Linked DNA regions of Homo sapiens: region 2 is linked to region 1. A link is a contact called in ENCODE Hi-C or POLR2A ChIA-PET data. All regions are on one chromosome and are shown on one strand. The core of a region is the stretch at or near the end of the contact, and the rest is flanking DNA. Distances in the headings are between cores, read along the strand shown. Region 1 overlaps LINC02936 (long intergenic non-protein coding RNA 2936). Region 2 has its middle 28 kb from the start of RABL2A.

Evidence for each region. A loop is a pair of places that touch in the nucleus more often than their neighbours do. ChIA-PET counts read pairs that join two places held with the same protein, here RNA polymerase II (POLR2A). Pooled maps may share reads with other maps.
Region 2: a map with no recorded cell type shows a loop between it and region 1 (8-fold over the local background). The contact joins two enhancer-like sites. A Hi-C loop is called at or near these places in 4 of 37 single-sample maps with no recorded cell type and 10 of 50 pooled maps. POLR2A ChIA-PET finds 5 or more read pairs at or near these places in 1 of 52 experiments (activated B cell).

Annotation. Positions count from the first base shown.
Region 1 is chr2:113,691,847-113,697,234 of GRCh38, forward strand. The region is part of intron 1 of LINC02936 (long intergenic non-protein coding RNA 2936); the gene reads right to left. Among named protein-coding and RNA genes, the nearest start is that of LINC02936, 9.6 kb to the right of the region's middle. RefSeq lists enhancers at 1,595-1,684, 2,125-2,254, 3,515-3,564. Within about 2 kb of position 1,870, at least 5 of the 41 ENCODE cell types and tissues checked have a DNase peak (open chromatin) inside an H3K27ac peak, as active enhancers do.
Region 2 is chr2:113,652,281-113,658,316 of GRCh38, forward strand. It overlaps the pseudogene SNRPA1P1. Among named protein-coding and RNA genes, the nearest start is that of RABL2A, 28 kb to the left of the region's middle. RefSeq lists an enhancer at 3,594-4,151. Within about 2 kb of position 3,896, at least 2 of the 41 ENCODE cell types and tissues checked have a DNase peak (open chromatin) inside an H3K27ac peak, as active enhancers do.

The DNA of each region.
Region 1 (5,388 bases), core at 620-3,119:
TACTCAGAAATGGGATTGTTGGATCGAATGGTAGCTCTACTTTTAATTTTTAAAGAAATCTCCATACTGTTTTCTATAGAGGTTGTACTAATTTACATTCCCACCAGCAGATATACACAAAAATTAATTTAAATGGACCATAAGCTTCCATGTAAGAACTAAAACTATAAAACTTCTTTAAAAGATAGAAGAAAAATCTTTGTGGCCTTGAATTAGGTAAAAAAAAGATTTTTAGATTTGACATCAAAAATATGATTCATAAAAGAAAATATTGATAAATTATACTTCAACAAAATTTAAAACTTTTCTTCTTCAAAAGACAGCATTAAGAAAGTAAACAGATAAACTATACACTTGGAGAAAATATTTGCAAATGGTTTATTTGATCAAGGATTTATATACAGATAATGCAAAGAATTTGAACAGCTCAATAGTTAGAAGCTAATTAAAAATGTGTAAAGGATTTTAGTAGACATATCACCTAAGAAGATATATAAATGGCTAACACATGAAAAATGTTCCAAATAATTAATCATTAGGGAAATGCAACTAAAACCAGAATAACGTACATTCAGTTCATACCCACTAAAATGCCTATAATTAAGAGATTGACAATACCAAGTATTGACAAGTATGTGTTGGTAAGATTTTAAAATGACATAGTCATTTGGAAAATAGTTTGAAAGTGTGTTAAAAAGTTAAACCTGTACTTAACAAACGATCCATCAATTTCACTCCTAAGTATCTATGAAGAGAATTGAAGGTTTATGTCTACCTAAAAGCGTACATGGGGGTGTTTGAAGCCACATTATTCATAATAAGTAAAAACTGAAAATAATTCAAATATCCATTAACTGGTGCATAGATAAAGTAAACTATCCATTAACTGGTGCATAGTAGATCTGTACAATGGAATCCCTAGCAGCAGCGAACCAAGGCTTCAAAGTTCCCTAGTGGTTTCTTTGCCCTCACTGCTGCATGCCACAAAAAGACCATGCTATGAAAAGACCAACATCTCCAAGCATAGCTGTAGATGACTTTGCTTTCACTTCTGGTTACAACTGAACTTACTCATTCTTTGTCTTCTAAAGAAGCCATTCATTTCTTGAGAACTTTTCTGGTGTTTGGTTCCAGAATCTGTCTTTTAGATGACAATTTTTTTTCTTCAGAGTTAGACACAGACTCCATGGCATTTTACTATATTTATAGCGTATTTTTATTATAGTTATGAAATCAGTTTTTTTCTTTTTAATGGAGTTCTTTTTCAAGTTTGATTTTTTCTTTTTTCTTTTCTTTTTTTTTTGTGTGTGTGTTTGTTTGTTGAGACAGGGTTTCACTCTGTCACCTAGGCTGGAGTGCAGTGGCATGACCTCAGCTCACTGCAACCTCCACCTCCTGGGTTCAAGCCATTCTCCTACCTTAGCCTCCAGAGTAGCTGGGACTAGAGGTAGGCACCACTACGCCTGGCTAATTTTTGTATTTTTTTGTAGAGACAGGGTTTCACCATGTTGGTCAGGCTGGTCTTGAACCCCTGACCTCAAGTGATCCACCCACCTTGGCCTTCCAAAATGCTGGGATTACAGGCGTGAGCTACTATGCCCAGCCCCGAATTTGATTTTATTATACCAATATTATCTTCTCCCCCTCCCACAGTTCCCCAAACACTTCTCTACACACTCTGGTCTGGCACAGTTTCAAATTTGTGGAGTTGATATCTGGGGCTCCTACTGGAAGGAGGATAAAAACAGAAGGAATTTGGCACGGGGCTCCTCCATCTTCCACGCATGCGGCATTTGTTCTGAGAATGTCAGCTCCCTCACAGTGCATGTCAGAATGGCATGCCAGCATGGGCCTCTGGTCTAGCACACAGAAAGGGTGAAGAGTACACATGGTGACCATTGTCACTTTGCAGATTTCCTGCCTCCCACTCACATGTCTGAGACCAGTTTTGCTACTGTTGCACCGCTAACCACAGAAGCCAGAAAGGGAAACGACTTTCTTTCTTTTCTTCTTTTTTTTTTTTTTTTTTTGAGATGGAGTCTCACTTTGTCGCCAGGCTGGAGTGCAGTGGCACGATCTCGGCTCACCGCAACCTCCAACTCCCTGGTTCAAGCTATTCTCCTGCCTCAGCCTCCCAAGTAGCTGGGATTACAGGCATGCACCACCACACCCAGCTAATTTGTGTATTTTTAGTAGAGACAGGATTTCACCACGTTGGCCAGGCTGGTCTTGATCTCCTGACTGTGTGATCCACCCGCCTTGGCCTGTCAAAGTGATGAGATTACAGGCGTGAGCCACTGAGCCCAGCCAGGGAAAATAAGTTTTCAATAGAGAATTTTCTATTAAGGAAGAGAGTGTTCTTTCAGCAAAGACAGGCTTTAGCCACACCTGTTTTTATAAGGATTTGAGGGGAGGGAAATATGCCAAGAGACAACTTCAGAAGTTTATAAAGACAAGAGCGACCTCTCCAAAACAGCTAGGAGAGTGGGTCTTTAGTGGTGAGGTCTTCATCTCTGTCTGATCTCTCTAGGCTGAAGGAAAGATGTGAATTTGCTGTGAAGGGATATTCTCCTCAAGGACACTTACCATCTGTTTCCTGGGGATAGGAAGGTAAGTCATCAGTGTCAAGAACCTTACTGGTAAAACAATAAAACAATGTATTCATTCGGATTTGTGCTCTTTAAGTGAGAGGGGTTCTAGAACAGCCTTTCTGTCTGGACCCCTTGATGGTAAACCATCCCGTGTGAGGTCTGCTCTTTACTGTGTGGACGAGGCCAGGGCTGTTATTTGACATCCGTGGCCACAGCCCACAGTCTAACGTCGGCCAGCTCCGGTGTGATTGTACTTAGTACATCAGTAGTCATGAGAAAACTGGCTAAGAAAACACAGAGCTTCAACTGGAACAAAATATTATACGTGCAACACCCATGACCGTGTGGCTGTTTTATCCCCATTGCTCCTTTCTTTTCTGCAGAAGGTTCTTTTTAAATTTTAACGTATATTTGTCCAATTGTTTGGTAATGCATTTCCATGTTTTCAGAAATAGTGAATCAAATCTGGACTGGAACAACACTCCCTCACTTACCTCCTGCACCCAGCGCCTGCCTCGCTGTGGGAATGCCCCATCCTTGGTGTCTTAAAATTTGCAGAGCTTCTTTACTTGTACATAAGACATGTGCATATACAGAGCAAAAATTCTGCATGACCTCACTTACGTGTGGACTCTAAAAATGTCACACTCACAGAAGTGGAGAGTAGAATGATGGTTACCAGAGGCTGGAGGGAGGGGCGGGCAGGGAAAGGGGAGAGGTTGGTCAATGGGTACAAAGTTATCATCAGTTAGAAGGATTAAGTTCTGGTGCTCTATTGCACCGCGTGATGACTATAGTTAATACTAATGTATTGTGTATTTGAAAAGACCTGAAGGAGAGGATTTTCAATGTTCTCACCACAAAGAAATGGTAACTATCGGAGGTGATGGATATGCTAATTAGCCTGGTTGTATCATTCCCCAGTGCATATGTGTATCAAAGCATCACACTGTATCCCATAAATACATGCAATTATTTTTTAATTAAATTTTTTTTAAAACTTAGGCCAGGCTTGGTGGCTCATGCCTATAATCCCAGCACTTTGGGAGGCTGAGGAGGGGGGATCATTTGAGGTCAGGAGTTTGAAACCAGCCTGACCAACACAGGGAAACCCCCTCTGTACTAAAAATACAAACATCAGCCAGGTGTGGTGGCATGTGCCTGTAATCCTAGCTACTCAGGAGGCTGAGGCAGGAGGCTGAGGCGGGAGAATCACTTGAACCCAGGAGGCAGAGGTTTCAGTGAGCCGAGATCACACCACTGTACTCCAGCTTGAGCGACAGAGCGCAGGCTCTGTCTCAAAAAAAAAAAAAACCTAAAAACTTCAAAAATAAATGTGTATCTTATTGTCCCAAATGTTTCACACACCAAAAAACCATTCTTTTCTAAACCTTGTTTTTCTTTTCATTGAACAATAATTTTTGGAGAGCTTTCCAAAGCAGCACATACAGAAATTCATTTTTTGTAGCTCTATAGTATTTTATCTTTGCACAATTTATTTCAAAGCCTCTATTGAGGGACACGTGGACTGTTTACAATGCTTTACTATTATTAAAAAAAAAGAATGCTGCAGTGAATTACCTTACACATATATCTTTTGTGTTGTATCTATGGAATAAATTCCTAGAAATAGAATTGGGAGAGATATACATTTGCAATAAATATCACCAGACTGTCCTTTGTAGGCTTTGGCTTATCACTTTATAGCGTAAAAATTTTTATAAGATATATCCTTACCTCATACCATATAAAAAATTAACTCAAAATGAAACAAAAGCCTACATGTAAGAGAATACACAGGGATAAATCCTGATGATCTCAGATTTGGCAACGGGTTCTTTGTTCTGAGAATCCTGACTCCCTCACAGTGCGTGTCAGAAGCTCAAGCAACAAGAGAAAAACATAGATGAAATGAATTTCAACAAAATTTTAAACTTTTGTGCATTGAAGAACTCTATCAAAAAAGTGAAATGACAACCCACAGAATGAGAGAATATGTTTGCCAACTGTATATGTCTGTTCAGGGTCTGTCTAATATTGTCCTGTGATTTCCCAGATTTTTTTTTTTGAGATGGAGTCTCGCTCTGTTGCCCAGGCGGGAGTGCAGTGGCACGATCTCAGCTCACTGAAACCTCTGCCTCCCATGTTCAAGCCATTCTCCCACCTCAGCCCCCCAATTAGCTGGGATTACAGGCACACGCCACCACACCTGGCTAATTTCTGTATGTTTAGTAGAGATGGGGTTTCACCATTTTGACCAGGCTGGTCTCAAACTCCTGACCTCAAGTGATTTGATCTCAAGTGATCTGCCCGCCTTGGCCTCCCAAAGTGCTGGGATTACAGGCGTGAGCCACTGCGCCTGGCCTTAAATTCTTTATGTCTATTTGGTATCTAGTAACTGCAAGGCCAGCAGACAAGTGTTTACCTCTCTCCTTCAAGAAGGGGCATTCCCCTCCAAGGATGGGGCATTCCCACACTGAGGCAAGGCTGGGTGCAGGAGGCAAGTGAGGGAGACTTGTTCCCGTCCACGTTTGATTCACTGTTTCCAAAAACATGGAAATGCATTATCAAACAATTGTACAAATATACGTCAAGTTGCCTGGAATTCTCCTTTCGTGTGCAGACAGGCTGATCCAAGTCTGTGCCTCCATCTACCTTCTATATAACTCTCACACACCAAACCAATATTTCCCTTATCCTAAATCAACCCAAGGCCAGGTTCCAGGCAACTAGAGACCACCCCCTATAGCCCAGGCTCACCCATGTTATTCAAAGTAGCCAGTCCTAAACTGATGGC
Region 2 (6,036 bases), core at 2,646-5,145, 38 kb before region 1:
TACCCTAAATAAACGAATAGATACACTGAGCTCATGATTCAGAGGACGCAGTACCCTAAATAAACGAATAGATACCCTGAGCTCATGACTCAGAGGACGCAGTACCCTAAATAAATGAATAGATACCCTGAGCTCATGACTCAGAGGACACAGTACCCTAAATAAATGAATAGATACCCTGAGCTCATGACTCAGAGGACACAGTACCCTAAATAAATGAATAGATACCCTGAGCTCATGACTCAGAGGACGCAGTACCCTAAATAAATGAATAGACACACTGAGCTCATGACTCAGAGGACACAGTACCCTAAATAAATGGATACACTGAGCTCATGACTCAGAGGACACAGTACCCTAAATAAATGAATAGATACCCTGAGCTCATGACTCAGAGGACACAGTACCCTAAATAAATGAATAGATACCCTGAGCTCATGACTCAGAGGACGCAGTACCCTAAATAAATGAATAGACACACTGAGCTCATGACTCAGAGAACACAGTAACCTAAATAAATGGAAACACTGAGCTCATGACTCAGAGGACACAGTACCCTAAACAAATGAATAGATACCCTGAGCTCATGACTCAGAGGACATAGTACCCTAAATAAATGAATAGATACCCTGAGCTCATGACTCAGAGGACGCAGTACCCTAAATAAATGAATAGATACCCTGAGCTCATGACTCAGAGGACGCAGTACCCTAAATAAATGAATAGATACCCTGAGCTCATGACTCAGAGGACGCAGTACCCTAAATAAATGAATAGATACCCTGAGCTCATGACTCAGAGGACGCAGTACCCTAAATAAATGGATACACTGAGCTCATGACTCAGAGGACGCAGTACCCTAAATAAATGAATAGATACCCTGAGCTCATGACTCAGAGGACGCAGTACCCTAAATAAATGAATAGATACCCTGAGCTCATGACTCAGAGGACGCAGTACCCTAAATAAATGAATAGATACCCTGAGCTCATGACTCAGAGGACGCAGTACCCTAAATAAATGGATACACTGAGCTCATGACTCAGAGGACGCAGTACCCTAAATAAATGAATAGATACCCTGAGCTCATGACTCAGAGGACGCAGTACCCTAAATAAATGAATAGATACCCTGAGCTCATGACTCAGAGGACGCAGTACCCTAAATAAATGAATAGATACACTGAGCTCATGACTCAGAGGACGCAGTACCCTAAATAAATGAATAGATACCCTGAGCTCATGACTCAGAGGACGCAGTACCCTAAATAAATGAATAGATACCCTGAGCTCATGACTCAGAGGACGCAGTACCCTAAATAAATGAATAGATACCCTGAGCTCATGACTCAGAGGACACAGTACACGAAATAAATGAATAGATACACTGAGCTCATGACTCAGAGGACGCAGTATTGTTAGGGTGTCATGTCTTCCCAAATTGACCTGCAAATTCAACACAATCCAATGAAAACATCAGCAGATTCTTTTAAGTTAATTCTTTCAATTGGCAAGCAAAAATTGTATATATTTCTGATATACAACATGATGTTTTGATATATGTATCCATTGTGGAATGGCTAAATCAAGCTATTTAACATTATCTCACATAATTATCATTTCATTTTCTTTATAGTAAAAACACTTAAAATCCACTCTCTTGGCAATTTTTATGTGTACAATACATTGTTATTAACTATAGTCACCATGATGTGTAATACATGTCTTGAACTTACTGCTCCTGAATAACTGAAATTTTGTGTCCTTTGACCAAAGTCTCCCAATCTTCCCACCCCCCAGCCTCTGGAAACCACCATTTTACTCTGTTTCTATGACTTAGACTTTACTACATTCCACATATAAGTGACATCATGCAGCATGTATCTTTCCGTATCTGGCTTATTTCACCTAATGTCCTCCAGTTCATCCACATTTTCACAAATAATAAAATCTCCTTTTGATGGCTATGTAGTATTCCTCTGTGTATATATATCACATTTTCTTGATCCATTCATCTTGTTGATGGATGCTTAGGTTGATACCATATCTTGGCTATTGTTAACAGTGCTGCAATGAACAAAGGAATGCAAATATTTCTTTAACGTACTGATTTCCTGTTGAAATCTATATTCCTTTAGATGTATACCCAGTAATGGGATTTCTGAATCTCAGCAGAATTTTTTTTTTTTTTTTGAGACGGAATCTCGCTCTGTTGTCCAGGCTGGAGTGCAGTGGCACAATCTCGGCTCACTGCAAGCCCTGCCTCCCGGGTTCACGCCGTTCTCCTGCCTCAGCCTCCTGAGTAGCTGTGATTACAGGCGTGCACCACCATGTCCGGCTAATTTTTGTATTTTTAGTAGAGATGGGGTTTCACCTTGTTAGCCAGGATGGTCTCGATCTCCTGACCTCATGATCCACCCACCTCGGCCTCCCAAAGTGCTGGGATTACTGGCATGAGCCGCCGAGCCCGGCCAGAATTTTTATTGTAGAAATCAACAGACTGATGCTAAAACTCATATGGAAAAATATAAAGGACCTAAACCCGCCAAAACAGCTTTAAGAAAACACAGATGTTGGAAGATGTATACTACCTGATTTCCAGACTTATTATAAACCCATTTGCAGTAAGATGGTGTGGTACTGGTGTCAAGATAAACAAATACATGAAAGGAACAAAATAGCTCAAAAGCAGAACCAGACATATATGAACGACTGATTTTCTTCAGAGGTACAAAGGCATTTCAATGGAAAAAGGAAAATCTTTTCAACATATAGTGCTGGAGCAATTGGACATCATATACCAAAGAATTTTCAGCCGGGCACGATGGCTCATGCCTATAATCCCCAGCACTCTGGGAGGCTGAGATGGGCAGATCACCTGAGGTCAGGATTTCAAGACCAGCCTGACCAACATGGTGAAACCCCATCTCTACTAAAAATACAAAAAAATTAGCCACGCGTGGTGGTGAGTGCCTGTAATCACAGCTACTCAGGAGGTTGAGGTAGGAGAATCACTTGAACCCGGGAGGCAGAGGTTGCAGTGAGCTGAGATCATGCCACTGCACTCCAGCCTGGGCAACAAGAGTGAAACTATGTCTCAGGAAAAAAAAAAAAAAAAATTCAATCCAAGTTCATGCGAAATACAAAAATTAACTCAAAATGGATCATAAACCTAAGTGAAAAACCTAAAATTCTAACATTTCTAGAATAAAACATAAAAGAACATTTTTGTGACCTTGGGTTAAGCAAAAATCTCTTAGATCACACACCAAAAGCATGATCCATGATTTCAAGATACATGATAACCACACAAAAATCAACTGTATTTCTGTATACTAGGAATCAACAATTGAGTATCAGAATATGAAATACTTATAAATAATTCTGATAAATAAATAATTCTGACAAAATATGTGAAAAACCTGCACACTCAAAACTATAAAACATTGCTGAGAGAACTGAGGAAGTCCTAAATAAATGAATAGATATACCAAATAATATGTAACAATAAAGAATAAAGTGATTAGTTGTACTCCCTCAAAGTTTAAAACTGCTGAGCTCCAAAAGACACCATTTAGAGAATTAAAAAGCAAGCTCTGACTTGGAGAAGACATTTACAATGCATACAGCTGACAAAGAACTTACACTCAGCATGTAAAAAGAACTCTCAAAACTCTATAAAAAGATGACAACAGAAGTTTTTAAATAGGCAAGAGATTTGAACAGACACTTCCCCAAAGAAGATATATGGATGACAATGAGCACAGGAAATATGCTTAACATCACCAGTCATTAAGCAAATGCAAATTAAAACCACAGTGAAATATTATCACACACCTATCAGAATGACTAAAATTAAAAAGACTGACCAGGGGGGTGGAGCCAAGATGGCCCAATAGGAACAGCTCCGGTCTACAGCTCCCAGCGTGAGCGACGCAGAAGACGGGTAATTTCTGCATTTCCATCTGACGGTTCATCTCACTAGGGAGTGCCAGACAGTGGGCGCAGGACAGTGGGTGCAGCGCACCGTGCACGAGCTGAAGCAGGGCGAGGCATTGCCTCACTCGGGAAGTGCAAGGGGTCAGGGAGTTCCCTTTCTGAGTCAAAGAAAGGGGTGACGGACGCACCTGGAAAATCGGGTCACTCCCACCCAAATACTGTGCTTTTCCTGCGGGCTTAAAAAACGGCGCACCACGAGATTATATCCCGCACCTGGCTCGGAGGGTCCTACGCCCACGGAGTCTCGCTGATTGCTAGCACAGCTGTCTGAGATCAAACTGCAAGGCGGCAGCGAGGCTGGGGGAGGGGCACCCGCCATTGCCCAGGCTTGCTTAGGTAAACAAAGCAGCCGGGAAGCTCGAACTGGGTGGAGCCCACCACAGCTCAAGGAGGCCTGCCTGCCTCTGTAGGCTCCACCTCTGGGGGCAGGGCACAGACAAACAAAAAGACAGCAGTAACCTCTGCAGACTTAAATGTCCCTGTCTGACAGCTTTGAAGAGAGCAGTGGTTCTCCCAGCACGCAGCTGGAGATCTGAGAACCGGCAGACTGCCTCCTCAAGTGGGTCCCTGACCCCCGTGCAGCCTAACTGGGAGGCACCCCCCGCAGCAGGGGCAGACTGACACCTCACATGGCCGGGTACTCCAACAGACCTGCAGCTGAGGGTCCTGTCTGTTAGAAGGAAAACTAACAAAAAGAAAGGACATCCACACCAAAAACCCTTCTGTACATCACCATCATCAAAGACCAAAAGTAGATAAAACCACAAAGATGGGGACAAAACAGAACAGAAAAACTGGAAACTCTAAAAAGCAGAGCGCCTCTCCTCCTCCAAAGGAACACAGCTCCTCACCAGCAACGGAACAAACCTGGACGGAGAATGACTGACGAGCTGAGAGAAGAAGGCTTCAGATGATCAAATTACTCCAAGCTACAGGAGGAAATTCAAACCAATAGCAAAGAAGTTAAAAACTGTGAAAAAAAAATTAGACGAATGGATAACTAGAATAACCAATGCAGAGAAGTCCTTAAAGGAGCTGATGGAGCTGAAAGCCAAGGCTCGAGAACTACGTGAAGAATGCAGAAGCCTCAGGAGCCGATGCGATCAACTGGAAGAAAGGGTATCAGTGATGGAAGACGAAATGAATGAAATGAAGCAAGAAGGGAAGTTTAGATAAAAAAGAATAAAAAGAAACGAACAAAGCCTTCAAGAAATATGGGACTATGTGAAAAGACCAAATCTACATCTGATTGGTGTACCTGAAAGTGACGGGGAGAATGGAACCAAGTTGGAAAACACTCTGCAGGATATTATCCAGGAGAACTTCCCCAATCTAGCAAGGCAGGCCAACATTCAGATTCAGGAAATACAGAGAATGCCACAAAGATACTCCTGGAGAAGAGCAACTCCAAGACACATAATTGTCAGAATCACCAAAGTTGAAATGAAGGAAAAAATGTTAAGGGCAGCCAGAGGGAAAGGTTGGGTTCCCCACAAAGGGAAGCCCATCAGACTAACAGCGGATCTCTCGTCAGAAACTCTACAAGCCAGAAGAGAGTGGGGGCCAATATTCAACATTCTTAAAAGAATTTTCAGCTTTCCACAGCGCGGGGGAACCGGAGGCTGCAGGATGGTCAAGCTGACGGCGGAGCTGATCGAGCAGGCGGCGCAGTACACCAACGCAGTGCGCGACCGGGAGCTGGACCTCCGGGGGTATAAAATTCCCGTCATTGAAAATCTAGGTGCTACGTTAGACCAGTTTGATGCTATTGATTTTTCTGACAATGAGATCAGGAAACTGGATGGTTTTCCTTTGTTGAGAAGACTGAAAACATTGTTAGGGAACAACAACAGAATATGCCGTATAGGTGAGGGACTTGATCAGGCTCTGCCCTGTCTGACAGAACTCATTCTCACCAATAATAGGCTCGTGGAACTGGGTGATCTGGACCCTCTGGCATCTCTCAAATCGCTGACTTACCTAAGTATCCTAAGAAATCTGGTAACCAATAAGAAGCATTACAGATTGTATGTGATTT